Linked DNA regions of Homo sapiens: region 2 is linked to region 1. Evidence: read pairs that join two places in POLR2A ChIA-PET (ENCODE). Cell type or tissue: B cell. All regions are shown on one strand. Links, peaks and the distances in the headings refer to the core of each region. The heading gives the core; the rest is flanking DNA. Region 1 overlaps SLC35H1 (solute carrier family 35 member H1). Region 2 holds the start of ELMO2 (engulfment and cell motility 2).

Region 1 (17,402 bases), core at 14,009-16,508:
GAAGCTGCTGGAGGACACAGGCGAGCCAGGACCACAGTCAGGGAGGCAGCTGTGACTGTCAGCAGGAACACGGGAATCCTCTACGAGACACCTACACCTGAGTCCTGACATCAAAGGGGTTTCTCGCCTCTCCGGTCGCCTGGTTTGGAGCTCAGCTTTCTTGAAAACTTTCTTCCTGCCAGTCTCCTGCACAGGCCCTGGACACTCCTTGGGCTGGACTGGGCCCCTTTTCCAGCCACACCCTTCACTGGCTGGGAGGGTTGCAGGGAGGCCTCGGGCTGAGCCAGGCCCTTCTGCTGGCTCCCCTGTGGCCCGCAGGGGCAGAGGAGGGAGGGCAGCTGGGCTGGGGATTCAACAGGAGGGGCAGTCTAGGTGAAGCCAGCCAGGCCCTCCTGATTTGCTCCCCACCAGGAAGTTTTCTTTGTTTGTTTTGGTTTTTCCTTTTTGTTTTATTGAGACAAGGTGTTGCTCTGTCGCCCTAGCTGGAGTGCAGTGGTGTGATCACAGCTTACTGCAGCCTTGACCTCCCAGGCTCAAGTAATCCTCCAGCCTCAGCCTCCCAAGTAGCTGGAATTACAGGCACGTGCCACCTCGCCTGGCTAATTTTTAAACTTTGTAGAGACGAGGTCCCACTGTGTTGTGCAGGCTGATCTCAAACTCCTGGCCTCAAGATCAAAGTCTTGGCTTCAAGTGATCCTCCTGCCTGCGCCTCCCAGAGTGCTGGGATTACAGGCATGAGGAGAACTGACCAGGAATACAAGCAAGGATGGATCCCGAATCCTGTTTGTCTCCCTCTGCATCCCTACCCCCCACTGCTGACTCCAGAAGGCCTGGTGGGGAGCGGTGGTGGATCTGGGGGCTACAAAGCCGGGCAGGATTGTTTACCCTCTCCCTACCTTCCCCTCACTGGCCCAACTGTGATGGGGGTGAGATGGCAGGCTGGGGCTGTGGGAGGCTCCCAGAACAGCTGGTGGCTGTGCAGGGCCGTGGGTGGTGGCAAGTGGGGACCTGCTGGAGCAGGCAAGCTAATCTCATTTGGTTGCTGCAGTCGCAAACAAGGACTGCATGCTAAGTGGCCAGAGGCAGCAGCGGGACTCAGGGCCGACCCAGGCCCCACGCATACCTGGGAGCACCTAGAGGCCAGCCCTGGTTTGAATGAGGAGCCATGTTGGGCAGGGGCAGGGGAATAAGGAGGGGGAGGATGCGTCTTGTGGGGTAAGAGGTTACTCCCCGGGAAATACCTGCTGGGAGATAGGGCGCCAGGGTCAGCCAGCTCCTCCCAATCCTCTGGCCTCTCCTCCTCTAGCCCTCCTCCTGTAGGGTCCTGGATCAGATGCCACTGGGCAGGAGGCATCTGGAGAGCAAGCTTCATCCCCTTTGCCAGCAGAATTGTGATTGGAGAGAGGGACCCGCCTGTTCACAGCAGAGCATGAGGGAGGCATCGGGGAAGGTGCTGGAAGAGGGGAGGGGAGGGGGCTGGGGGAGCCTTGAGCCTCGAGGCCCTGCCCAGTCACTCCACTCCTCTGAGCCTCTAGGGGCTTGTTTAGAGGCAGGGCCAGGGAGGTGCAAGAAGATGCCCTGGCTGTAAAAAGGTGATTGGGCTTGCGACTCTTGTGAAATGGTCTGAAACTATCTTTAGCTTAGATGGGAGTGCCAGGCTTGCAGGGCCCAGGTTTGGCAGATGAGCCAGGCCAGAAGCCAGTGCCCTGAGGGCTTCCTGACTGCCACCCACACTCTCCGCCCGGCTGCCACTTCTCGGAGCAGCTGGTACCATCAGCTCCCAGGGAGAATCCTGAAATCACACAGGTAGCTCTGGTCTTTGGGCAAAGGTTTGTGCTCTAGACGTGGGTGGCCTGAACTTGGGGCTGCATCATGGTAACAGATGGATTTGAAGGCAGAGCTTGCAAGGGAGTCCAGATGGCCACAGCCACCATCCAGGTCTGTTTTTGGTACTTGCTGGGCCCCTGTGGGCAGCTCCATTTGCAACCCCTTTGGAGCTCCTTAGCTCAGGTCTTGCTGATAAAAATAAGCCCTGCCAATCACAGGGGGCTTGAACCACTCTGTGACTCAGCTTCCACATCTACCCCTGAGGGGCTGCTAATGAAATGAAATGAGGCATCTCAAGTGTCCTGCCCAGAAGCCGGTGCAAAGGAAGTTCTGTTTTCGTTTTGCAGCATCTCAGCCCAGTGTACCACAATGTTCTATCATTACAGTCTGATGGGCCTTTAGAAAAACGGCTCTGCTTCACTTGCTGTGTGACTGTGGGCAAATATCTTCACCTCTCTGAACCTCAGATTCTCCATCTGTAAAGTGGCAACAATAATACGTACTTTATAGGAATGTTGTGAGGAGCTAAAGAAGAATATAAGCAAACTTGAATAAGGCAATAAATATAAACACAGAACAGTATCCAGTTGGCAATAGGTGCTTGATCAATATCTGTTGCCTGTGCAACACTTTACTTTTCAGGGGGATACACTGAGGTCCAGAGAGGGGAAAGAGTTCATCCAGGATCCCAGCTGGATCAAAGGTCTCCTGATGTCTGCTGGAGGAACAAGAGAGAGGAAATCCCTGGCCTTTTGTTTCACCAACTGTAAAATGAGAGGGCTTCACCGATCTATGGTTTCCAGCTGGGATCTGGGCTCTCGGGGGCCACTGTTGGAGTCAACACCAAGCCCGCGGAGCTCCGGGACCACCTTTTCTGGTTCTCAGTCCACGTCTCTTTCACTCGTGAAGGGCTGCGGAAGGCTCCACGTGAACAAACTTCCTGCCGCTCAGCCTTGAATGTGTGAAAGCCCCCTACTTGTTTATTTTCAGGGCTCCTGGCAGCGCAGACTCTCTGGGACAGGGATTCCTCCCAAGACCCCTGCCCAGGTAGACCCCCTATGTCCTGGCCTGGGTCAGGGTTGGCTCAGCTGCCTGGAGTGGGTGAGCAGACCAGAAGCATGACCCTGCCCCACCCCCAGCCAGCTGCAGCCCGGGCCTGGGATGCTGGTTCCGCCAGCAGTTAAAGTCCCCCTGGTTGTCTAATTTAATCACAGCTGTGTGCACGGTGACTCTATAAATAATTTTTAGTGCGACATAACCATTATTTCACTAATTGCTTCACGCGCACCCCTGGCCTGTGAGATAAATTAAGGTTTGCTGAGTCAGCACCTTTGGCTGATGCTGCTTTGGGGTTTGGAAGTACAGCCCCAACAACTGGGCTGTTCCCACACCAGCCTCAGCCCAGCACTGAGGGGAGGGCGCCCCTCACGTGAAGTGGCCAAGGGTAGAATGAGTGAGGAGGAATGAGGAAAGGGCTAATAAGGGTGGCCATGTACAGTTGCACAGGTTGTGTCCTGCACCAGGGTGCTTGGCTAAGGGGGCAAGTGGGGGCTGAAATCCAGCCCATACTACACTTTTGCAATCCATGTGCTCTGACATGGGATTTTGTTGGCCCAGAAGAAGGTGGTACCTTCTTTTAATTTGCACAAAGGCTAGGAAGGAATCAGCAGCTCCAGAATGAACTACCACATAGCAGGTTGTCAGGGCCACCTCTCTGAGAGAGGAGGCCAGGCAGAATATCCTTAAGGATCTTCTCATGTTAGCAACAGCATGGAGACCCAGGCTCTAGATCTGATGCTGAGTGACCTGGGCAAGTGACCTTCCCTCCTCTGTGTTTTAATATCTTGACAGTTTGATCCCATCCAGAGCCTGTGTTCTTTCCTCTGCCTATCATACTCCAAATTCAGTAGGTGTGGCTGGAAAAAAAGGTTCACATGGTCAAGTACATTTGAGAAACATCGAGTTAAGTGGTTTCTTTCTGTAGAAATTTTCAGAGAGCCTACAGTGTGTTCAGGAGCAGCAGACTTGCAGGGAGGGGTGGAGATGGTGTAGCTTTTCCCAGTGCATTTGGCTGTGGAATCCTTCATTTTAGGACTCTTATTCATCCTGGGATCCTAGTGTCTATCTCTGGGCTTATTAGTGAGTGGATGTCATCCCCAAGGACAGAGAACGCTCCTATTCCTGGCCATAACTCTAGACTCAAGGCACTTCCCTATCTGTCATCTAGATCTGATGCTGAGTGACCTTGGGCAAGTGATGCAAGATTGCGAGTGGGCAAGATTGCTAGATCTTGCCTTCCTTCTTTGAAGGAAAATCTAGCAAAAATAGGTCTCCCTTCAAATCGGTGAAGTGTGGGGGGAGCATCCTGAGTCCACGGGACTCGAAGTTCCTTGAGGGCAGGTGCTATGTCTACCTTATTTATTGCCAGTTCCCTGGGGCTTAGCTTGGGACCATCTCTTGAGTGAATGAATGAGTGTCTATTTTGAAAAGAGACAGGAAAGGAGATAATTGGCTTCATATCCTGCCCCAAACCTTACTGGCTGGTGACCTTTGAGCAGATTGCTTCTGAGAGTCCAGTGCCACCACAGCTCTGTGTCTCTTTTGTCAAATGTAGATCAAGGACCAGATATGGTGGCTCACGCCTGTAATCCCAGCACTTTGGGAGGCCAAGGCGGGTGAATCACCTGAGGTCAGGAGTTCGAAACTAGCCTGGCCAACATGGTGAAACTCCGTCTCTACTAAAAATACAAAAATTAGCCGGGCATGGTGGTGCACACTTGTAATCCTAGCTCCTTGGGAGGCTGAGGCAGGAGAATCGCTTGAACCCGGGAGACGGAGGTTGCAGTGAGCCAAGATCGCTCCACTGCACTCCAGCCTGAGCAGCAGAGTGAAACTCCGTCTCAAAAAAAAAAAAAAAAAAAAAATTAAACTCTCGGTACTTCAGCCATAAAAAAGGAACGAGATCATGTCCTTTGCAGAGATACGGATGGAACTGAAGGCCATCATCCTTAGCAGACTAACGCAGGACCAGAAAACCAAATACTGCATGTTCTTACTTACAAGTGGGAGCTAAATGATGAGAACACATGGACCCAAAGGGGGAACAACACATACTGGGGCCTGTTGGAGGGTGGAGGGTGGGAGGAGGGACAGGAGCAGGGGAAAATAACTAATAGGTGCTAGGCTTAGTATCTGGGTGACAAAATAATCTGTACAACAAACCCTCAAGACATGGGTTTACCTATACAACAAATCTGCACTTGTAACCCCTGAACTTAAAAGTTAAAAACTCTCCATCCTCTCATTCCTAAAGTGCTGAAGTGAGGCTCAGATGCAAAGACGGTTGTGAGTGAGTGCTCCTTCCACAGTGTGAAACACTTGACAAATGCAAGGGATTAATCCTATGATCTGTATCCTCCTTGGTTCCCTCTCTGGGCTGGGCTGTGATCACGTATTCCAAGCTGCTGTTGACTGAGTGCTGACCTCGGGTCAGGGCCTGTCCCAGAGGTCTTTCACACATTCTGTGCACACTTGTCCAGTAACCCTCACAGCACTGTGAGAAGAAGGGATTACCTTTGTTTTATGAAAAAGAAAAGTGAGGTTCAGAGAGGTGATGTGGTTTACCTGAGGTCACACAGCTGTAAACTGCAGAGCTTGGGATTTGAATCCAGACATGGTTCCAAAACATGTCTTTTCTCTTCATTCCCAGCTTATTGGCTCCCAGGTTACCACCTTATTCTCCCCCTACTCCGTTTTGGGCAGGGTGTTGAGGCAGGTTATGCAGGGATGCTGGCTTCAGAGGACTACTGGCCTCCTTGTCAAGTCATTTTGCTATTTTCACAAGGACAAGGGCAACCATTTGTTGAGCATCTACCATGCATCTGGCATTGAGCTGGCTGCTTTAGATCTGTTATTTTCCCACATTAAATCCTCACCCAAAATCTATGATGTAGAAAAAACCACTCTCATTTTAGAAAGGGACACTGAGCTGGGCGCGGTGGCTCACACCTGTAATCCCAGTGCTTTGGAAAGCTCAGGTAGGAGGATCACTTGAGTCCAGGAGTTATAGACCGGCCTGGGCAACATAGGGAGACCCTGGCTCTACAAAAAGCTACAAAATTAGGCAGGCCTGGTGGTGCATGCCTGTAGTCCCAGCTACCTGGGAGGCTGAGTGGAAGGATCGCTTAAGCCCTGGAAGTTGAGGCTGCAGTGGGTCAAGATTGCGCCACTGCACTCTAGCATGGGAGACAGAGTGACACCCTGTCTCGAGGAAAAAAAAAAGGAGACCAAGGCTTGGAGTGGTTATGTGACCTGCTCAACCGCATGCAATTAGTAAACAAGCAGCCAAGCTGAAATTCCACCCAAGTGGGTCTGATCCCAGAAGCTGGCTATTTCCCTGGCTTCTCCTTCGTGGCCCTGAATATCCAGCCCCAGTTGGGGAGGGGTGACCTGTGGCTCCTGGGTCCAACACACTGGGTCTGTCTGCAATAGCTGCCGTGGAGACGTCCCCGCGGTGCATCATGACCTCTGGGGCTCTCCTTCCCCAGAGCCCCGTGGGCCCTGCCCTTGGTGCCTGGCACACTATTACTGCCTGGGAAACGCTGAAGAATGATGACAGGGCTGTAAGCCTGGCTTCTCCAAGTTTCTGCTTGACCTCCAAGGGACCAGAGGAGGAGCGGGGAGAGCAGGGAGTGGAGTGGCTGCCGACATCCACAGCTGATGCAGGGACTCGTGTGTGCCTGGGCCTCCCTCTGAAAGCTGCCTTTGGAAGGTGGTCACAGCCAGTCTGCTCACGCCCCCAGTCACGCCACCTATTAGCCTGGCTGCCCTGGGCACAGTGACCTCTCCCAGGCTGGCGTCCCCTCCCAGGGTGAGTCCATCACCACCAGTCACAGCCGAGCTCCTGTGCTTGGCTTTCAAGGCCCCTCGCATCTGCCTCAAGCCTCCCTGTCTTTCCAGCCTCCTCTATTGCTTATTCATTTATTTAAAAAATATTTGTTGATCAACTATGTGCCTGGCAGATGTTCTAGGTCCTGAAAATACAGCAGAGAACAGAACAGATAAAATCTCTGCTCTTCTGGGAAAAATTGACAGAAAGCAAGTTGACGAATAAATGTATGATGTTGGGTAGTGAAAGGGACTTATAAAAAAAAAAAAAAAAGAACCAGACCCTCCCCCTGCCCCAAGGCATCTAGAGATAGAATTCAGGGGGTCAGTGAAGTTAGAGGAGGAAAAAAATTATATTTTTATCTCACTAACCTGTAACTAAAATATCGCATTTTTCTTCAATTATAAATGTTGGCAACATACCACGGTAGTATTAGCAGTGCCTGTGACTTTGTCACCAACAGAAATCAGATATTTCCTATCACATTACAGTTGTTGCATACATTTTGAAACATCATTGACACTCATCACTGCTTCAAAATTGTTGTGGTTAATAGAACTGCCACGAGATCTTGTTATTTAATGCATTAATAAAGAAGTGCATCTAGTACTGTATCACTCATTTGTTTTGTAAATATTTTGAAAACGATTTCTATATAATTGGCTGCCTTGATAAATCTATGTATTTTCGTCTATGCCTTTAAAATCATTATTCTGAGAAGGGCTTCACCAGGGCCAAGGGGTCCATGGCCCCAGATGCATTAACTCCTGGAGTGGAGATGGATGGGGAGGAGGGGCGGGTTTTTAGCTGGAGTGGTCAAGGAAGCCTCTCCGGGGAGGTGGTATTTGATCAGCAACATAAAGTGGGCAAAGGAGCTGCCATGCGAAGATTTGAGTCAAATTCATTGCAGGCAGAGGGAACAGCAAGTCTAAGGGCTCTGGGGTAAGAAGGAACAATGAGGCCAAGGTGGCTGGAACAAAGTGACCAGCGAAGGGAGAAGACAGAGAGGCGCATGGACCACACATGATGTAAGGTCTGGCTTTGGTGAGGACTCGGGATTGTATTCCCAGCAAGGTGGGATGCTACGGAAGGGTTCTGAGTCAGGCGTGATGCATTCAGATTTCTCAATTAGAAGGATCCCTTTGGCTGTGGGGCAGAGAATGGGGCACTGAGTAGTGGGTAGGAGGGGAAGCAGGAAGACCAGGAGCTAGGGGTCTGCAGCATCCAGTGAAAGATCACGTGGCTTGGAGCAGGCTGAGACTGGAGAAGTGGCCCCATTCAGGATGCATCTTGAGACTGGAGCCTGCAGAGCTTATGAGGAACTAAAAGAGCCATTAACTTTCACCCTTCTGCTTTGGCTTATGCCACTCCTGGAACTCGCTTTCCTGCCATCTCCATCCTCCAGCCAGCTCTCTCCCTGGATTCTTCACCCATGTGGCAAAAACTGCTAGTAGCCTCCTCTTTTTCCATTTCCTTACTAATAGCCCCCAATATTACCTGGGGGAGCAATGTGCCCAGCTCAGAGGCCAATTCTCCCAGCCTCCTCTGCAGTGACGGGTTGCTTTGGAGATACTGGAGCTGTCATCTGGTGGGGTTTCCAGGAACAGGCTTTTTATAGGAAGCTGACTCCTTCTTTTGCCCCTCTTTTTCCTCCCTGGAACATGAACAGGATGGTTGAAGGTCACTTTCCCCAAAAGCATTTTGGGACCATGAGGAAATCACAGTGACCTTGACCCTGATATTCTTGATATCAAGGTGGGGCTTTATGGAGTCAAAAAATTCTAATTAGGTTTTGTTATTAGCAGTAGAATAAAATTCCCACCGGGTACAACTACAAATTTAACTGCTTATTGGACATCTCCCTCAGAATAACATAGCCCCCCAGACTCATTGTGTCTAATTCCGGGTCTGCCGTCTTTGTCTCAAGTAATTTCTTTTCGGGGAATCCATATATCTGTAAGAAAAGAGAACTAATAGGCCGGGGGCGGTGGCTCACACCTGTAATCCCAGCACTTTGGGAGGCTGAGGCGGGCAGATCCGAGGTCAGGAGATCGAGACCATCCTGGCTAACACGGTGAAATCCCATCTCTACTAAAAATACAAAAAATTAGCTGGGCGTGGTGGCGGGCACCTGTAGTCCCAGCTACTCGGGAGGCTGAGGCAGGAGAATGGCATGAACCCGGGAGGCGGAGGTTGCAGTGAGCAGAGATAGCGCCACTGCAGTCCAGCCTGGGCAAAAGAGCGAGACTCCATCTCAAAAAAAAAAGAAAAGAGAACTAATAGTTTAAGAGCTGCGTCTATTTACCCATCTACCACTGACCCTCCCACCCACCCATCCTTCATCCACTTCTGTTCATCTGGGCATGCATCCATTCAACATGCTTTTATTGAGCACCTACTATGCACTGGGCCCCGTGCTAGATGGGGGGCTGGAGGTATGAATAACATATTTTTTTTTTGAGTCTCACTCTGTTGCCAAGGCTGGAGTGCAATGGTTTGATCTTGGCTCACTGCAGCCTCTGCCTCCCAGGTTCAAGCAATTCTCTTGCCTCAGCCTCCTCAGTAGCTGGGTTACAGGCGTGTGCCACCACACCCAGCTAATTTTTGTATTTTTTAGTAGAGACGGGGGTTTTGCCATATTGGCCAGGCTGGTCTTGAACTCCTGACCTCAAGTGATCAACCTGCCTCGGCCTCCCAAAGTGCTGGGATTACAGGCGTGAGCCACCGCACTCGGCCAATATATCTTATTTTAGGCCCATCTGTGTCTATATAAGCAGAATATCTCTAGAAGAATCCACCAGATGCTGGGAACTAGGAGTGCCCCTATGGAGGGAAACTCAGCACCAGGACACATGGGTTTTTATTCCTTTTGAATCTTCTGAATTCTGTATCATGTGTATGTTTTCACCCTCTAAATGTTTTTAATTAACAATATATGTACATCTCATTCGGATCTTCAGAATTTGCCTTGCTCCTGAAAGGATTTGAGGCAGCTTGTTAGAATACACAGAGATGAATAGACGCAGCCCTGCTGTCAGGGAGCTAACAGTCTCGTGGGTAAGAGAGATGAATAAACAATTCCAATACAGCGTTGCAGGAGGGGCAGAGGGGTGCAGACAACAGGCCACTTGGCATGCTCTTGAGGGATCATGGGGCTGCACTCAGCCACTGCCCCTGAGTAATGACCTGACACGGCCACCTTCTCCTTGCCCCCGTCTGGGCTTGAAAACCAAGATGTTCACATTTGGAACATACATGATGGAGACACCCCCGTCCCTCCCTGCCCACTCCCAAGTTCAGGCACTTGTGCTGAGCTGACCCCTAAGTCACCAAGCACCACAGTGCCCCTGTGCCCACATGTCCAGGTCGGGGGTGGCTGCAGTAGCACGGCGTGTTGTCTCTGTGTTTCTGCTTGCCCTGCGGATGAACGCACAGAGCGCATGAGGGAGGCTGTCTCCAGCGCCCTGATGTCCAGCACAGCTACAACCCCTTTTGCAGCCTCAGGCTGGGAAGTGGGGATGGGGGCTGAGGGAGGGCAGGAGCTGGGATGGCATGGCGGGGACGGCGGAGAGGACCAGCCACGCTGCTTGGAGAATGTGGTCTTTTCAGAGCAGCCCTTTGAAATCGAGCAAGAATAACTTTAAACAATAAGATGCTTCTCTCTCCCCCTCAGTTGTTGCCCAGGCAACGCCAGAGTGCTCAACAACTGTTTAGTTTTTTAAGAAACCAAATCTCCCTCCCTTTGGTCAGCTACCGCCAGGAAGATGAAGAGGCGGTGGCGCTGCCCCTTGCGGCCCATTGTGTTGGACCCGGGTCAGCCGCCTGCAGCAGTGACATTTAAATCTGATGCTACATATTATATATGAACCCCGAGCCGCACTCCTTCACGACTTGTGCTCCCTAACCGGGGAGGCTTCAATCTCCCACCCCAGACTTCTTGCCCGCTTGTGGCTCTGGCAGTCCTGGGGAGTCACAGCTGAGAGGCTGACCTCTGCCTGGCAAAGCAGCTGGGAGCTGAGGAGGACATTGGGTGGTGATCCGTCCCCAACCCTCTGCATCACGGACCCATGAGAGCCCTCATCAAGCCAGCAGTCACCTCATCCACCCAGGCAGTGTTTAACCCCCAGCAGCTCTGCTAAACTGTTTTTGAGGGGCCTTGACCTCTGCACCAGCAGCTCACCTGTTTTACATTTGCCTGCTCAAAAGGCAGATTGGTGCCCTTTATCTCTGTAGGGTCTTCCACAATCCAGCAAGAGACGTTTTTTGTTATCCCCAGTTACAGATAAAGCAGCCCAGGTGCAGAGAGCTCTGAAAGCTGACTACGAGATGTCAGGCACTTCCAAACGGAAGCCCTGATGGCCGCCCACGGAGCCAGGTGCTACCTCAAGCCCATTCCTCCAGAAGTGGAAACTGAGGTTCCAGGGGTTAAAGTGATGACCAGTGGGTATGGCAGGATTTGGACCTGGGCCAGCCCAACTGCAGGGCCTTGCGTCTCATCCTACACTGCCTTGGTGAGACCCTGTGACTCAAGGACAGATGGGCAGATCTCTCCTGGCTCCCAGGCTTGGCCAGTGTGCCCTCCTAGAGTGGGGATCGGTGCCCCACTTCGCCTCTAAGGAAGGAACATGATAAACTTTGGCAACATGAAGTTCTGGGTTGTGTGTCCTTAGGCAAGTTCAAAGAAGGTATTTAAATCCTCACTTTGCTTATCTGTAGAATGGGGACGGTCTCCAGCTGGCAGCACTGTTGTGAAGAAGCAAGTAATGACAGCTGCCCCGTAGAGAGAGCTGACATGTTTTGGGCAGTGTCTAACCACTCCGTTTAATCATCACAGTGACTCCAGACTCAGGTCCTATGATCATCTCCATTTTCAGATGAAGAAACAGACACCCCGGGAGGTGGAGTCACATGGCTAGAAACTAAAGCCAACGAACATAACCCACAGGGACAGGTCCTGGCACATAGTAGGTTCAAAGCGGACATTGGCTGTCTTCTCCTAGGAAGATAAATAGAGGGGATTCTGTCTCCTGGGAAACAAAACCTGGGAGAAAGGTAAATTTAGAAAAACGAAACCAGGTTAGCGCAAGCCCCTTATCCAGCTCGGCAGCACAGTCAGGATGGGAAATTGGCTTCAGACACAACAAAAACTAGAAGGGGAAGTCTCGACATTTGTGAAATGAGAGAGCAGGGGTAGGGGAGGCCAGGGCCCTGGACTCTGAGGAGGGATCTGCTCTTCCCTACCCAGGGCTTGAAGGGCTGCACGAGGGGGGACGCCACCAGCAGAGGCTGGGGCAGGGCCGGTTCCAGGCCCAGACGGGGTGAGGGAGTCCCACACCTGAGACAGATGGCCTTGCCCCATCTGGGAATCCCTGGAGGTTGTGCCGAGTCCCTAGCAGTGACAGGAAACACAGGCAGATGACAAGCTGCCAAGGTGCAGGGATCACATTTCCTAGCTGATGCTTCCGCCCCATCTCCTAGGGCCCTTTCTCTCCCAGGAAACTGGTGGACACTCATCCTCCAGTTCCCACCTCCCCCTGCAGAAGGCTCCTGTCCCCGCGTCCCCCCTTCCTGCCCCCGCCAGCGCATCTCGTTTAGCACCGCTAAATGGCAAGCCCAGAGGTACAATGTCGGAAGGGGCTGGGGTAATGAACTCCCATTGGCTTCCTTCACGAGATCACTGCCTTAATTTACGAGGCCTGAGTGAGTCTCATTTCCCCAGTGCACGTTGAGTAATTAACTATTAATAAAAGCATTACTGAGTTAACCATGGGGGCATGTTTAATTCATGGGGCAGCCCAGGAACAGGATGGGAGGCTTGGGCTCAGTGGGGGATTCCTCGCAAAGCAAAATATTGCCAGCAGGATGCCGCCAGGCCCTGGGCCCCCTACAGTGGGCCACCTTTTCTGTCCCTAGCCAGAGTAACCTAATCTCAGGAGGGTAGTGAGGCTGCCTGCCATCCCAACCACAGGGCTGCTGAGCTCTGGGAGGTGTAAGCCCCTGCTGGGCTATAGGGCTGTCTGCTTGGTGGCTAAAGAGCTGAGTGACCTTGGGCAAGTCACTTGGCCTCTCTGAGCCTGTTTCATATCTGGAAAGCAGGGCTGTTCAGAACCAACAGCTTCCCAGGGTGGATTGCAGGACTAAGGAGCTCAAGCATGGAAAAGGATGTGGTAAATGACCCAATGCTCTTTACTCGCATGAAATTATTTTAGGACCTCCCTCTTCCCCCTCCTCATGCTAGAGATACCACTGTTGACTGTTAGGGGGCGGGGAGAGGATCTACTTACTTGTTCAAAATAACATGATGGAACAATCCTATCAGGATACCTCCTCTTTTCAAAGATGGATCAGTAGCCCCGCTCCCCCTCCTCTTTCCCCATGTGCACCTCTGGCCAGCCACGGGTGAACAAATTGTTACAGCAGCCAAACACACCAACCTCAAGCTCACGCACATCTCTGCACCTTCGCATCTGCTTTCCCCTTGCAAGGTACGCCTCTTTTGTCTGCTTAGCAAACTTCTATTTAGTCTTCAAGACTCAATTCAAAAGGGTCAGCTCTTCCTGGAAGTCTGCTCTCCTCCTGACCCAGACGGTTGCTCCCTTTCCTGTGGCTCCCATACATTCAACTATTATGGCATCTGTCCATCCACCATCCATCCATCATCCATCTACCCATCCATCCACCTATCCATCTACCATCCATTCATCCATCATCCATCCATCCATCCATCCACCCACCCATTCATCCATCCATCATATATCTACCCATCCATCCATCAACCTATCCATCTATCCATCCATTATCCATCTCTCCATCCATCCATCCATCCATCCTTCATCCATCTACCCCTCCATCCATCTACCTAACTGTCCATCCACCCATCCAGCCATCCACCAACCCATCCATCGATTATCCATCCATCCGTCCTTTTATATTTGTTGAACAACTACCATGTACATCTCTGATCACACGGTTTTGAATGAGTCTGGCTTTCCATAGACCAATGATTCTTAATCTTTTGGGGGTCAAGGACACTGTCTCCCAGAAAAACATGTAAATGCACACACATGCTGGATGCTGCTTTCCTCTTCAGAGATCCCTGGTCATCCCTGAAGCCAGACTGTGGACCCTGGTTGTGGTAGACACTGTGATGTGGTGTTCAGGTCTCCGGTTGGGAGTGAAGGACTTATTTCCTCAGTTGCTGGGAGTCCGGCAGTCATCCTTCTTTGGGGTTTGTCTTGAAGAAACTGCCTTACCCAAAGTCACATCTCCTTCCAGGGGCAGGCTCACTTCCAATGACAGGTCAATGCTGTGGTGTAAGGCCATGAGCCTCTCACCCCAACTCGGGACAACTCTGAAAGGTATCTCAGCTTTAGAGTTCCCCATGGGGTTGGCTGAGGCTTTTGGTAGGACTGCCTTGAAGCTCAACTTCCCCTCTGCCCTAACCTGCCGCCTTCTCCTTTCCACAGGTAATTTTTCCAAGACCACTTTCTAATAAATGTCCTGCACTCTAATCTCCATCTCTGAATCTAATTCCCAGGGAATCCACTGGATTAAAAAGCCCTGCAGAAGCCAGGCATGGTGGCACAAGCCTGCAGTCCCAGCAACTCAGGAGGCTAAGGTGGGAGGATCACTTGAGCCCAGGAGGTCAAGGTAGCAGTAAGCTATGATTGTGCCACTGCACTCCACCCTGGAAGACAGAGGAAGACCCCATCTCTAATAAATAAAATAAAATAAAATAAAATAAAATAAAATAAAATAAAAAGCCCTACAGAAGTTCCTTGAGGACAGAGACCATGTTTTAATGACTTCGATATCTCCAGCAGCGATCACCGGCCAGGGCACATTGTAGACTGTCCAGAAACACTGATGGAATGCATTTGAATGCATTTTCCTCTGGTTCTATGTTCTGTCCTTCTGTTGTTCCCCAGCAGGAGAGTTCTCATCTGACATCCAGAAGAGGACGGCCCCACCAGCAGGATGGTGGTGGGACTGGGAGATGCTGGCCTGTTTCTGGGAAGTATGTTAGTTGCCAACGAAACTAAATAACCATGGGAACAGACGTTAAGCTAATTGGTTACTACAAAGCAGGGGTGAAGGGACGTGGCTGATGTCAGGGCTGTGCAGTTAGGGTGAAAACTCCATGGGATGGCTGGGAGACCGGAGGCTGGCAGGAATGGGCGGTGGTGGGAGGGAGCAGCCCCTTCTTACAGGGCAAGTCATTTGGAAGTTAGAACCTGTAAAATCCCCACTTTAGTTTCCGCTAGTGGAAATTCCTTCAAAAAACAAGCATCTGGGCCGGGTGCGATGGCTCACACCTGTAATCCCAGCACTTTGGGAGGTCAAGGCAGGTGGATTACCTGAGGTCAGGAGTTCAAGACCGGCCTGGCCAACATGTACTGAAATACAAAAATACAAAATACTAAAAATACAAAAAATGCTGTGGCGTAAAGCCATGAACCTCTCACCCCAACTTGGGACAACTCTGAAAGGCATCTCAGCTTTAGAGCTCCCTGTACTAAACATACAAAAAATTAGCCAGGCATGGTGGTGGGTGCCTGTAATCCCAGCTACTTGGGAAGCTGAGACAGGAGAATCACTTGAACCCGGGAGGTGGAGGTTGCAGCGAGCCAAGATCGTGCCATTGCACTCCAGCCTGGGCAATAAGAGCAAAAACTCCATGTCAAAAAAAAAAAAAAAAAAGCATCTGTTAAGTGCATGCTCAGTACCAGACACTGCAGCAGAGATGGGGATCTTGGAAGGCCAGAGCTCCAACGCTGGCTCCTCCTCTCATCTGGGCGAGTTATGTGACGTCCTTCCTGCTCCATTTCCTGAGTGGTGATGACTATGAGCCGAGCACTGTGTGCTTTACCTACATTATTTTATTTCACCTTCACAGTAGCTTCCTTCAGGTGTATGTATTATTATTCCTTCTGTAGAGACAAGGAAACAGGCTCGGAGAAGATCAGCAACGTGTCCAAAAGCACGCAGCTAATCACAGCAAAGAGAGACACGTCTCTCACTCTACGGCGTCTGCAGGTTGTATCCTTAGCCATCGTTATGCTTAACCACTTGGAACTTAGTTTCCACAGCTAGGAAAGAAATACAATCAGTCCTTACTGCACCGGGCTGTTACAGATTAAATAACCTATGGCAAAGGCCTAGATGGTGCCCAGTGAACGGTCTTTTCTGTTCTTTCTTCCCCATTCCCCAGCCCACTGCCTCATCACTTTCCTGGGCTGGGAGGAAGGCTGACTCCAAAAATGAATGTCTCTGTCCCCAAGTCCGGCAGTGTCTGCCATGTAGCCAGTACTCACTGAATGCTGTCGACCTAAATGGATGGCCTGGGAGTCCCCACCCTCAGTCCATCACTAGTGTGTGATGCAGGAAGCTGCAGCAAGTACCATGAGGAGAATTCTCTTGGTGCCATGTAACTACTCTCAAGCCACTGGGATTTTCAGGTTTTTCACAGCAGGATAAAGCAGAAACAGATGGAGACAATCCCTTGAGCCCTCAAGGCAGAAAAGGGTACCGGAGTGAAGATGAAGGTATGCCGGGCCCTGCCTGATGGCTCAGGTCCCTCCCACAGGCAAACTGCAGCCCATTCTCACCGCCACCACAACACCAACTGTGGACGTCCTCACATATTGGAGCCATTAACCTTCCTTCCACTGTGGGCCCCTGGGAGAGGTGGTGGGCAGGTAAGCACTTGAAACTCGAACCTGCAGGTCAGTCCTCTCTCCGCCCCTTCTGCAGAAGCCTCGGAGCTGGGGCTGTGTGGGGACAGACACCACAGCCTTGGAGAGACAAGTCACATCCTCAGCTTCCCCTCAACCTGTGCAAGCACCGCGTTGCCATGGTGATGCTGCAGCCCTGAGATGCAATGGCTGCAGACAGCATGGGTGGTTCTAGGGCTCAATGCCGAGGTGGACGCTGTCTGGCCTGGGAGGCCAGGCGATTGGGTGGGCTGGGTGGGGGAGGAGAGGGAGCCCTCCTTTAGGTTCAGCTGGTAATTGCTGCTAAATGAAGGGCTGTCATTGAACCCAACATGTGCGAGGTAAGGGCCCCCGCTCTGCACCTTGTAATTACTGCACCAGACAGCAACGCTTGCTCCCTGTGCTGGGAGGCGGGCAGTGGGGGAGCAGACAGGAAGCTCTCATCCACCTGAGCCAGCGGGGCTCTGGCAGACTCCCCCTGCCGCCCAAGCAGCCTGCATCCCAAGCAGCCTCTAAGACGGAGGAGGCCCTGGCCCCCCTCCTTGGCTGGCTCTTCCCACATCATCCAGCTGGAGCACGAGCCTCCTTTAATCTTGGCCTCTGAGCTTGCGGAATCCAAGGGGGGCAGAGGTGCAGGAGCCAGATAAGAGGCCGCTTCCAAGCGCCCTTGGTGCTCCACCTCCGCCTGCTGAGTCTGTGCTGGGAATCTGAATTAGAGGCAGATCTCGGTCTGACTCCTGAGCACGGAGGCTCTGAGGGCCTCGGGCTAGTCACCGCCCCCTCCTGGCTTCAGTCTCCTGCTGCAGAAGTGGAAGTTGGACTCGAGAATTCTTGAGGGTTCTCCTGCTGGTAAACTTCAGCCAGCAAGCTGGATCCTACTTTTGTAAATGGGGTTTCACTGGGACAGCCACACCCTGGGTCTGTGTCATCTATGGCTGCTTTTGTGCTACGATGGCAGAGTAGCTGCAACAGAC
Region 2 (12,064 bases), core at 4,391-6,890, 55 kb after region 1:
TGTCATAAAAAGCCAGCATTTCCAGAACATGACAATGTAAAGGAACTAGTTTTCCAAGTGCTTTCACTTATTTTATTGTGTCCTCCCAGCAGCCCCACGAATTAGGCAGAACAGGATTATCACCTCCATTTGAAGATGGCACAACTAAAGCTCAGTGTTTTGTTAAGTGCCCAAGGTCACCCAGCTAGTAAGTCATAACGGTTGACAGAACTTGGACTGGCTTCGGCCAATGCTTTCCCCTTTTCCTTTGAGCCAGCCTCAACTTCTGTCCACTGCAATTAAACGCAGCCTAAAGGGATTGAAGTGGGTTGGCCTTATGGCCCCCAAGGCTTCCATAACTTCTGCAGCTCATGGCAGAATTTTTCACATGTAATTTTTATGTGCCTAGACACACGACAAACCTCAGAAAAGAAACTGGCCCTATCTGCATAATTTCTGGGGAAAATGCTCTGCTCCAGTTACAGCAAGACAGGGAGTTCTTGTTCTAGGGGTGGCGCCATCAATCTCTGGATGCTTAGAGATGCATCCTTATCCTTATCGGCAAAGCTGCTGCAATTAGTAGACAGGACTGCACGGTTGTGAGGTCAATTTTAAAAACTGAGATATAATTTACATACAATAAAATGCAGAGGGCTTAAGGGTACATATGTTTGTATATATAAATATACATCATATAAATATACACATGCATCTCCCTGTAACCAGCACTCAAAACGAGACACTGAACATTTTCATCACCCTAGAAAATTACTTCATACTTCCTCTTCCCGTCAATCCTTCCAGTCCTTTAAAGGGGAATTTCTGACTTATCATCATCCATGAGTTTTGCCTGGTTTTGTACTTCATATAAATGGAACTATACGATATGACTTTTTAGATCATTTGTTTAGTTTGGCTTCTTCTTATTTTTAAAATAAGCAGGCACAGAAGGTACAACAGAAAGAACACTGGGCTGGGATAATTGTCCCTGCTGAAACAAGTGACTGGATTTAGAACCAAAGGCCTCAGGACCCAATCCTAGGTCTTTCACAATGTATACATGGCCCTTTAACCAAATCTCAGTTTTCTTCTATTGAAAGATGTGAGTGTAGAACTAAAGCATGTCTCAGGTGCCTTCTAAGTCTAAAAGTCCATGATTCTTAAGTGGAATTTAAAAAATCCAAGTGAGGATGCCCATTTTAAAGTCCTTACCAAATGAAGTTACACCCTTCCTTAATTTCGATGGTGCTGCTAAGAAACAAACCCCATGATTTTTAACTCCTTTCTGAACGCCGTCTTTGGAGATTAAGCTAAAGCTCATTAGGTTATAGCTATTATTTTCTCTTGACCCCATATGACATATCCTAGATTGACTCTCTCTTTATTAAAGTTAGCCCTGAATGATTCTCGGCTGTTCAAAAATTCGTATACATTTTAAAGCATGGAGATTTGCAACCACCAAACTATTTGAAAGATATTAATAAGCCCCCATTCTCAGTGACTCTGTCCTTCCCACAAAGCCCAGGCAGCCTCTCTGAACTGAATGACACTCTCCACAACCCTGCCATAGCTGATGGGACTAAAGTGAATACCCAACTTTAGCTGAACTATTCCAGTTCTTTCTCTTGAATTTAAAAGACAGAGACTGGCTGGGCGTGGTGGCTCATGTCTATAATCGCAGCACTTTGGGAGGCCAAGGTGGGTGGATCGCCTGAGGTCAGGAGTTTGAGACCACCCTGGCCAACATGGCAAAACCCCGTCTCTAGTAAAAATACAAAAAGTAGCCAGGCATGATGGTGGGCGCCTGTAATCCCAACTACTCGGGAGACTGAGGCAGGGAGGACAGCTTGAACCCAGGAGGCGGAGGTTTCAGTGAGCACAGATTGCACCATTACGCTCCAGCCTGGGCGACGGAATGAGACTCCATCATAAATAAATACACACATACATACATACAAACAAATAAAAGACACAGACTAAGGGAACTGGGTGATAATGACCCTGGAGAAGTAAGATCATAGTAAGCTTCAGAGCGAATACCATGGCAAGCCAAAGATCCGTACGAGCCAAAGATATGGAGAATAAAAAACCAAGAGCCTTTCAGAGGAAGTGATTCTGCAGGAGGAATCCATAAATATCTAAATGAACTGAGGCCAGAAATCAGAAAGAGATGGAAAAGCCATTACCTGCTAACTTTCCAGATTATGTGGCTATTACTTCCTATGCTCGGGGTACCTGAAAGTCCACTGTATCCTGCCAATAAAACTCCTATAAATTAAGCTAGTCTATGTTTCTACTCATTGCAACTAATACGCCTAAGACCACAGCTGCCCCCAAGCTCTGCAGGAACTCTAAAACGGAGGTCTGAGCAGACAGCAGCATCACTAGCATATGATGATGGTACTGGGTAAGCACTTAATTAACAATGGCTGAATTAATGAGAGCAAAACCCATGGGTTTGCTCTTACCCACTAGATAAGTCTGATTTGTTTGAAACAGATCGGTTATATGGTAACTTCATAGTAATCATATATCTAGTAGTAACGTACAGGTAGCCTCTTTATTTTTATTTTTTTAAATTTTTTTTAAAAGATGGAGTCTTGCTCTTGTCGCCTAGGCTGAAGTGCAATGGCATGATTTCAGCTCACTTCAACCTCTGTCTCCTGGGTTCAAGCGATTCTCCTGCCTCAGCTTCCTGAGTAGCTGGAATTACAGATACTCACCACCACGCCCAGCTAATTTTTGTATTTTTAGTAGAGACGGGGTTTCACCATGTTGGCCAGGCTGGTCTTGAACTCCTGACCTCAGGTGATCCATCTGCCTCGGCCTCTCAAAGTGCTGGGATTACAGGCGTGAGCCACTGTGCCCAGCCCAGGTAGCCTCTTTATAGTTGATTGCTCACTTCTATATCATTATTATAGTTGATGCTCATAAGAACTCTGAAAAACATTCCTACCTTACAGGTAAGGCAACTGAAGTTCAGACGGATTGACAAACTTGTTCTCCATGTACCTCTTTCTACACCTCCCTCCTAAAAGAAGGAAGGAAAGAAAAAAAATGAAGGGAGGGAAAAGAAATAAAACTAAATCAACCCAACACATCAGAACTGGGTCTCAAGCCTAGGTCTTAGGACTCCAAAGCGAGTTCTCATCGCTCTATATAATACTTCCTTAGATGATGACATTAGCTAGCAATTACATAATGCTAAGGCACTATTTTAAGGGCTTTACATATATTAATTCATTTAATCCACACAGCAATGCTGTGTGGTATGTTATTATCCCCACCTTAGAGATAAGAAAATGGAGGCACAGAGGAGTTAAGTAGAAGGCTCAGTGTCACATAGCTAGCAAGTGGCACAGCCAGAATTTGATACCAGGTTGTCTGGTGTTGCTGGAAAGCCATGAGAAAGCAGGTGGCTCTGCACCTGACCCGCAGCAGGTGCTTTGTGGAGATTTCTGGTTTGTGTATCTGAAACCAAAGCACACTGAGGCTAAGAAACCTTCACAGCAAGAACTCACCATTGTAACAGAAGACAGCTCTCCACTGTCTACAGGTGGGCCACACTCCCTCGTGTGCTATTTGGTCCTTTACAATCTAGCCATCCTGGACTACGGGCTATTTCTATAAGGCAGGCCATGTTCTTTCAATTCTTCTGTACCTTTGCACATTCTCTTCCTCCTACTGACTGTCAGAAGAGCTCCTATTCAAGCATCAGAGCCTAGTTCGGATGTTACCTCCTCCTTGTACTAGTCTTAGCTTTCTCTACTTTCCCTGGCAAAAGTAAATAGGACAGGGGCCTCTGTGTTCTCACAGCATCCTGTTCATACTTCCGTTAATGAGTACGATTTTGTCATACTCTATTACAGTTACATATTTACACATCTCCACTAGCTCCTCCTCCAGAACAGGTATAACTCTGCAGTCTCATAACCTAGCACAGCACTTGGTGTCCAGTGAAGGCTCAGTAAGCACCTGTGTCTGCTTAAACCCAATGGCTCTGATTTCTTCCACTCCTGTGAACCAGGCTGGCTCCAAACAGACAGGGACAGGCATGAACTGTGCAGGCTGTCTGGTGTTCCCTCTGCGTCCCAATACCCTCTAACTACACAGTATTTCCATTGTTTAACAGTTTGTTTTGGCTGGGCGCAGTGGCTCACACCTGTAATCCCAATGCTTTGGGAGGTCAAGGCAGGAGGATCACTTCAGGCCAGGAGTTCGAGACATTTCTCTACAAAAAATAAAAATTAGCTGGGCATGGTGGCGTGTGCCTGTAGTCCCTAGCTACTCAGGAGGCTGAGGCAGGAGAGTTGCTTGAGCCCAGGAGTTCGAGGCTGCAGTGAACTATGATCATGTCACTGAACTCTAGCCTGGGTGACAAAGTGAGATCCTGTCTCTATTAAAAAATAAAAATAAAATAAAAAACTGTTGTTTTCATATCAAACATTAGAATAAGTCTTACTGAAAAATCAGGGTTAGCACCCCTAACTCTAGTTGAAAGAAAGAGGAAAACCTCCCTCTGCTTTTCTCCCTATCGAAAAGAAACATCAGGAGATAGGAGACTAGAAATAATTCTGTTCTCCAGATAATATTCCCAGGATAAAGGATCTCCTTATAGGGAACCCTTCCAGCACGTGTTTGCTTACTCCCTTCATTTTCATTCTAGAAAGGAAGTAGAAATTAGGTCAAAGGAATTCAGTAACATTGCAAAATTCTCAGGGTTATAAATAGCCTCTTGCTCCGCCACTCAGCAGTACTGTAGCTCAATTGCAAACCACCAGCATAAGGGAGCTGTAGTTCCATATCCAGGCCCAGAGGGCCCCTTCCGGATTAAACAACTCCCCACCCTTCTACCTTCCACTCCTCTTTAAGCATTACAGATATAAGGATGATTTGGAAAACTCAAAATGCTACAAAACAGGAGACAGGCACACACTGACCTGATGACAATTTTACTATAAGTCATAAGAATGAAAGGCCAGTTTTTCAAACACAGAGCTGGGAAAAGTAGAGAAAAATAGGAACATTAGTGTCTCCAATGGAGCAGTCTCTAAGTGGCTTCTAGAAGGTGTGCTTATAAAATCAGCACTGTTACAGAAGCCCCATGGAGCTTTATCAATCACCCATGCAGTGACTGCTGCTTCACGGAGCTGGATTCTGAGAGCAGGATTGGAAACCGAATCTTAAGGAATGAAGTGAAAGATGATCTCCTCCTATTAGTAAGGAATTTGGGATGAAGAATGCCAGGTTTCCAGCTCCCCTCCTTCCCCCTATTCCTTTCAGGATAAGAACGGATGTGTACTTTTTGTTCAGTTATTTGGCTTTTGATTTGGTGAAGGAGGCATGGGTAAGTTTGGTTTATGTTTCCTGCAACAGAATGCAACCTCATCAAGAAGGCAAGTTGGAGTCACGCCCTTTCTAATCGAGAACACAATCTCTATAAAGGCTTCCCCCTCTGAAATCTTCTCATCTGAGAAGTGATTCAACTTCCCTTAGTTCAGTCCACTGAATGACGATCAGACTCTGAGGTACAGAAAAGGGAGGATTTGACTGGCAGAGATTAAGGTTCTTATGTTTACTGCTGGAAGCCCTGGGAAGGACCACCATACCAACAGCAGCTGAGGTTTCCCCTTTTTGTTGAAGTATGTTAGACACAGGACTCATTCACACATGGTAAAAAGCCACAAACTTACATAGAGGCAAAGGTGTGGTGAGAAGGGGTGTGGGGGCAGGGGAACTATTTGGGTTTCTTCATCTTGATTCCTGCTGTAAGAATGGCCTGGGTCTTCTCTTATCCTGCACAGACACCTTCTGTAGTGTTCCTATACTTAAAGAATAGTGCTTAAGTAAGCTCCTTAGCAGAGCATTCAACTTACTCCAGTTCCACCGTGGCTCTGTGGTGGAACTGGCTTTCAGATTCGCTTTTGCAGATGCCATGTTCTCACCAGACCACCTGTTCCCTGAAAAACCATGCTCTTCTGAGTCTGTATGTTTGCTTGTGCTATTATTTCCTCTTCCTTGTCCAGCTGGCAAACTTCAACTCAACCTTCAAGGCCCAGCTAAGATAATCACTCTTCTATGTGGCTTTCCTAATCCTCTCACCTCAGGGAAAATTAATTGCAGCCTCATCTGTGATCCCAGTCTTCTGTACATACCTTCCTGATCCTACTGATTTATAATTCTCTATGTGCAGTCTCTTCCCTGGCTACGATAGGTGTGATGTGCATACCAGCAGCGGCAGTATCCCTGGGAGCCCAGACCCACCCAATCAGAATCTGCCTTCAAACAAGATCCTGAGGTGGTTCAAGTGCATGTTCAAGTCTGGGACATAGGCTCTAGATCAGATAAGGTCCGAGAAACAGTGGTTCTCAACTCTGGTTGTGCACCATCAACACACACCCCAGGTCATTTATAAACTCTCAGATGCTCAGGGTTGACCCACAGCTCCAGGAGAGTTGACAACCTGAGGGCAAGGACTCATGAAGCCTAAGTCTATTCCCCCATCTACTCTTCCCCCAGTTTGCAGCACACTGCCTGCCACATAGCTGTGTCCACAGAATTCCACAGGAAAATTCCCTCCAGGGTGCCTCCAGACCTAAATGCCTTCAGAAGAGAGTGAAAACACTACTGACTGAGGATTATTAATTGCCTAGAACTTTCCAAATCCCTAACCACAATGACTGAAGAGATGAATTTACAAAAAGTCAGTGTTTACAAACCACTTACCTCAGTTTTTGGAAATGAGAGGAAACAGAAACTGAGATGGAAAATACAGATGAACTTCAGAATTAAACTTTAGAAAACCGTGATTGCACAAGGAGATGGAGCTTGGGTAGGGAGGGAGTGTGGTGTGCTGGGAAGAGTCCTGGGTTACAACTAAAATCTCGGGCTGTGAACTCCTTCAATACTGACCATAACAGCACAGCATTGTTCTCAGTGTAAAATCAGGCCAAGCCCTTTCATTACATAAATAAGGGAACTGAAGTCCAGAGAAGCTGGCAAGGCCATGCCACCAGTTAGGGACAAAAGAAGGCCTAGGCCCCCACTTCTGGTTTAGTCCTCCTCCTGCAGCACAGCTTTGCCACAAACACAAGCCTTTCTGGACCTCAGGTCCTGATCTACATCGGGGGCTGGACTAGATGTTTTTGAGCTTTCTTCCAACTTTGGCCTTCTAGTGAGGAAGTGTAGCTTAACAAGTTAGGAGCTGTGTTCTGGAGTGGGAAAGGCCTGAACTTGGATCTTAGCACTAACGATTTTCTTACCTGTAAAATGGGGATTAGCATCAACTCTACCCCGTAAAGCTGTTGTGAGCATCAAGTGGGATAATAAAGCACTAAGCATAATAGCAGAATTCTAACCGTGTGAACCTGAAGAAACTGCAAAAGCTCTGAAACCACGTTTCCCCAACACAGTAAGCCCTACCTGCTAGGCAGGTATGTTGTGTATTGTTGACAAAATAAGAGAGCATATGTGAAGGCAGTCCGGGAGGAAAGTCAATACAAAAGGCAAAGCATTTGTTGGTGTTCCACTATTATTATTACTATTTCCCAGTGGAAGAACTTTGGAAAATGTTATGATCAGTTCCAAAGCAGCAGCTAATACAATGCCTGGCAAATAAGAAGTGCTCAACAAATATTTTCTAGTGACTCACATGAAACCAGCATAGCATGCCTAATAGGGTTATAAATTCAAATGTCTTGGGCAGCCAAGCAGGTAAGTAAATAAAACAAGCAGCCTCCATGTAGGGTCTGTAACACTGCAAAGTACCACCTTGCCTAGAGGAGTTTAAATCCAACATTTTTAAAAACACATCATGCAGCTTGGCCAAGACAGCCACTTTGCAGCCTCCAGCCCATACTGATTCTGGCTCTTCATTACACCTCATGATGCCTTGCATACCATCTAGTCATTTTATGTGATCCAGTCTTGTCTTTCCAAGTATACCTGAAGCATCCTGAAGATGAAGGCTATGACATACACCGCCCAATCACCAAAAATGGCTTACAACAGTGCTGGTCACGTGGTAGATACTCAGTGAGCAATTGCTGAACTGGGGCTGTAGGCCGGGCGCCGTGGCTCACGCCTGTAATCTCAGAACTTTGGGAGGCTGAGGTGGGCGGGTCACTTGAGATCAGGAGTTCAATACCAGCCTGGCCAACATGGTGAAACCCCGTCTCTACTAAAAATACAAAAATCAGCCGGGCACGGTGGCAGGCACCTGTAATCCCAGCCACTCAGGAGGCTGAGGCACAAGAATCGCTTGAACGTGGGAGGTGGAGGTTGCAGTTAGCCGAGATGGCACCATTGCACTCCAGCCTGGGCGACAAGAGTAAAACTCCATCTCAAAAAAAAAATAGAAAAGCCAGGCTATAAACTCAAGCCTAGTATTCTCAGCACCTCTGAGATGCTGCATGGTATGTGTTTTTTTCTATCCAGGTCCTGGGACCAGACTTAGTCCAGGCTGGGCCGAGGTATGGTGACCAGGTCAAAGGACTTGCCTTGCAGGGTTTTCTTCAACTGCATCAAATATGCTTCTTGCTGAGCCACCTTGGCAGGTGGTACTGCTACATCTGGACACATTATCTGAGCACAGAACAAGCTAGAATATGCTGTACACTGAAGTTTTTAAAGAAGTTTGGTCCTGACTTCCTGTACCCTCAAACTTCCTTTGCACCTCCTAGAGTCCACATCAGATATATAGAAAGACCAGACTGAAGATGAACAGATAGAGGTCCTAATCTCACCTCCTCCACTTACAAACTCTAGAATTATCCCCGGCAGGCAACCTCTTTTAGAAGCTTCACTATCGATATCAGTAAAGTGCAGATAACAACAGTTATCTCAAAAGACTCTAGAGGGTATACAAAGTGTGTGACACTGTACAGCCCAATACCACAATCCCTGGCCATAGGTGGTTACTAAGCACTTGAAAAGTGGCACAGGCTGCCCTCTGTGTAAAATACAAACCAGGTTTCAAAAACTTAGTACAAAAAACAAGAACGTAAAATATCCCATTAATAATGTTTTAATATTGATTATGTTATAATAATATAATTTTGGAATATATTGTGTTAAATATATTACTAAAATAATTTCAGCTGTTCCATTTTTTAATGTGGCTACTAGAAAATTTAAAATTATATCTATGGCTCACATTACATTTCTATTAGACAGCAGCATCACTCTAGCATAGAGCCTGGCACACAAAAAGCATTCCAAATGTCAGTTTCATTCCCCTGCAGGTAGGACATCAGTGACCACGATTCACATCCCCTTCCTCTTGCCAAATTCAAACCCTGCATCTATTTATTTGGTAAATATTTATATTGCCTGGCCCTGTGTGAGATGCTAGAGATACTACATGAAGCAAAACCGACACTATCTTCTTCGTGGACCTTACAATCTGGTGGGATGGACAGAGAAATATCAATACTTTTGTAAATAAATGTAAAATTGCAGTTGTGCAAGTGTTGTTAAGGACAAGTACCCAGGGTGATAAACGTGGGGTACTGGTCGAAAAGTCAGGGACAGGGATGCCTCCCCTGCAGAAGTGATGCTTAAGCGGAGATCTGAAGGATGAAGAAGAGTTTACAAGACTAAGCCAGGGGAGGAAGAGCAGACCAGGGAGGAGGAATACTAAATAAAAGGCCCCAAGGAAGGCAGGAGCTTGGGATGTAGAAGGAACAGAAAGAGGCCAGTGTGTGGAGAGCACTGAGCAAGCGGACGGACGAGTAGACAGACTTGGGAGAGGTCAGCGGGACCGGATCTCCAGGGCCTGGGTGAGGTTCTGGATCTGACCCTACAAAGGGGTGGGACGCCGGGCCAGTTTCATGCCCTAAGCATCCAGATCTGCTCTGCATTTCTCGGCTGGGCGCGGTGGCTCACGCCTGTAATCCCAGCACTCTGGGAGGCCGAGACGGGCGGATCACTTGAGGTCAGGAGTTCGAGACCAGCCTAACACGGTGAAACCCCGTCTCTACTAAAAATACAAAAATTAGCTGGGCGTGGTGGCAGGCGCCCGTAATCCCAGCTACTTGGGAGGCTGAGGCAGGAGAATAGCTGGAACCTGGGAGGCGGAGGTTGCTGTGAGCCGAGATCGCGCCATTGCACTCCAGCCTGGGCGGCAGAGCGAGACTCCGTCTCGGAAAGGTTTCAAAAAAAAAGGAAAGGTTTCTCTGGGCACGGTGCAAGGCCGACAGGAGAAGGGCCCCTGTGCCTGCGCAGGGCAGACCAGTTAACACACTGCAACTGCCCAGGCAGGAAGCGAGAGGGGCCTGAACTCAAGGGTGAGCGCAGGAGGTGGAAAGTACATGCACCGGGGTGCTACTGAGCCAGCAGGATCCACGGGGCGGACTGGTGGACGCGGGCAGCCGGGTCCAGGTTGAGCATGACCCCGGGCTTTCAACTCGTGCGGGCCCGCCCCGAGCGCTCTCCGGCTTCTTCCCAGCCCTCTCCTTGCCGCCCCTCCCCGATCTTCCCACCCAACGCCTCCCTCCTTCTCCCTCCGACCGCTGCCCAGCCCAGCCCCCGTGCCTGACTGCCTGGCCCGCCCTCTTCCGCCACGCGACGCCCCTTCTGGGTCCAGGACCCGGTCTCTCCTCCCTTCCTAAGGCCCCGGCAGGGCCGCCACCCCTCGGGGGCCTGACGAGCCGGCGCGGTCCAGCCCAGGCCCGCCCTCTCAGCCCCTCAGCCTCCGGAGCAGACGCTAGCCGCAACGCTCGGCCCGGCCTCTCTTCCCTGCGTCTTTCGGGCCGGGCCCCTCTCCACCGCCTGCCGCGCCCCGACCCCCAGGGCGCCCCTCACTCACCAGGGCGCAGACCTAGGCCCAGCTCCTGCTCCCGGGTCTCCGCTCGGCGGCTCCTCCAGCCTCCGCCCGCCCCGCCTTCTTGGGACCCCGCCCCGCACAGGCCGGGCCCGGCTTCTATTGCTCCGACTCGCCGTCACGCTGAAGTCTCTTTCTTCAATTAGGTTGCTTGTCTGTCACTCAAGAAGGGGCGGGCACAGCTGCCGGTAGAGGGGAAAAACGCCGGCCGTCCCCGCCCCCCTAGTGGAGGCCTCTTAAAGAAACAGGACGCCATTCCCCTGCGGGCTACAGGGTCTGAAGGAAGGTAATTTCCCAGCTAACCCAAGAGGCAGCTTTCTTTTTCCCCCAAACTTTTTTTTCTTTTTGGTATGCAGTCCTAGAGTGAAGGAAAAGGCTTTTGCTCGCTGTGTCAAATCATAGGTTGTGAGCTCTAAGCGGGCCTCTGGTGGCACTCCGCCCTGTGCCCAGCGGGCACTTACCGCACACTCAACAGTGGGGATAGCTGTGGTTTGGGGAACTGAGTGGGAGGTGACAGTCGTGTCAGAGGCTGTGAGCAGCCGCGCTGCTCACCACCGAGTTGGAGCTAATTATACCGGCACCCAGGGCTGACCGTGGGCGCTGAGCAGAGGCAGAAGGGTACAACTCAGCTGTGCTGTTGGAAGGGATCCGTGGGAGGTGGCATTCGTCACTGCACCTGCGGATCGGAACAAGGCCGGGCACCGCGCCAAGGACTCACTCCTGCTGTCTCTCTTCATGCTCACAGCAGCCGTGTGATGGAGGGAGCACCGTGATCCCTTCGCTGCAGATGAGGAAACTGAGGCTCAGAGAGGGTCCGAGATCTTACAGCTGGTGAGGGGCAGAGCAAGATGCCAACCTATGCCTGTTGGATTCCAAAGTTTATACTTTAATCGTTTGTCTAGCAGATTCTTACAACAATCCTGGGAGGTGTGTATTCAGCTGTCCCTTTGCAGATAAAGAAACTGATACTCAGCAAAGAGACGATGTAGTGACTACCACTTGTAGGCCACTGCGCAGTCTGCAAAGCAGTTTTACATACGTTGTTTCATTTGATCCTCGAAACATCTTGGAATTAAAGATGATTTTTGTTAGTCCTATTTTACAGGTGAATAAAGTGAGGCTTGGGGAGGTTGAGGCTTAGCCATAGCTAACATTGCTAAAACTCTGGCAGGAGTTACTCTTTCTCCTTCTCACTGGCTGGACCCAGCCTTGACCTTGTGATGATGATGACGACGTGCTAGGGAACAGAGCTACAGCACAGGA

Evidence for each region. ChIA-PET counts read pairs that join two places held together with the same protein. Peaks named below come from ENCODE experiments on the same cell type or tissue, not always from the same donor. Only the 100,000 strongest peaks of a DNase experiment are listed, where the experiment ranks them.
Region 2: POLR2A ChIA-PET joins it to region 1 with 7 read pairs; 16 of 35 experiments call an interaction of 5 or more read pairs at or near these places.

The regions. Positions count from the first base shown.
Region 1 is chr20:46,331,491-46,348,892 of GRCh38, forward strand. SLC35H1 (solute carrier family 35 member H1) reads right to left here. Exons shown (of 10, transcript NM_015945.12): 10 at 14,494-17,402. Among named protein-coding and RNA genes, the nearest start is that of SLC35H1, 24 kb to the right of the region's middle. RefSeq lists an enhancer at 6,033-6,534. In B cell, for the core only: no CTCF peak of the experiment used is centred there; no DNase peak of the experiment used is centred there.
Region 2 is chr20:46,395,762-46,407,825 of GRCh38, forward strand. It overlaps ELMO2 (engulfment and cell motility 2), which reads right to left and starts at 10,854. Exons shown (of 22, transcript NM_133171.5): 1 at 10,787-10,854; 2 at 2,936-3,010. LOC124904917 (a long non-coding RNA gene) reads left to right here. Exons shown (of 3, transcript XR_007067614.1): 3 at 1-2,258. It overlaps LOC105372633 (a long non-coding RNA gene), which reads left to right and starts at 11,018. Exons shown (of 4, transcript NR_146919.1): 1 at 11,018-11,087. RefSeq lists enhancers at 10,035-10,664, 10,665-11,294, 11,052-11,111, 11,562-11,721 and silencers at 10,292-10,881, 10,571-11,045. In B cell, for the core only: no CTCF peak of the experiment used is centred there; a DNase peak (open chromatin) is centred at 5,702.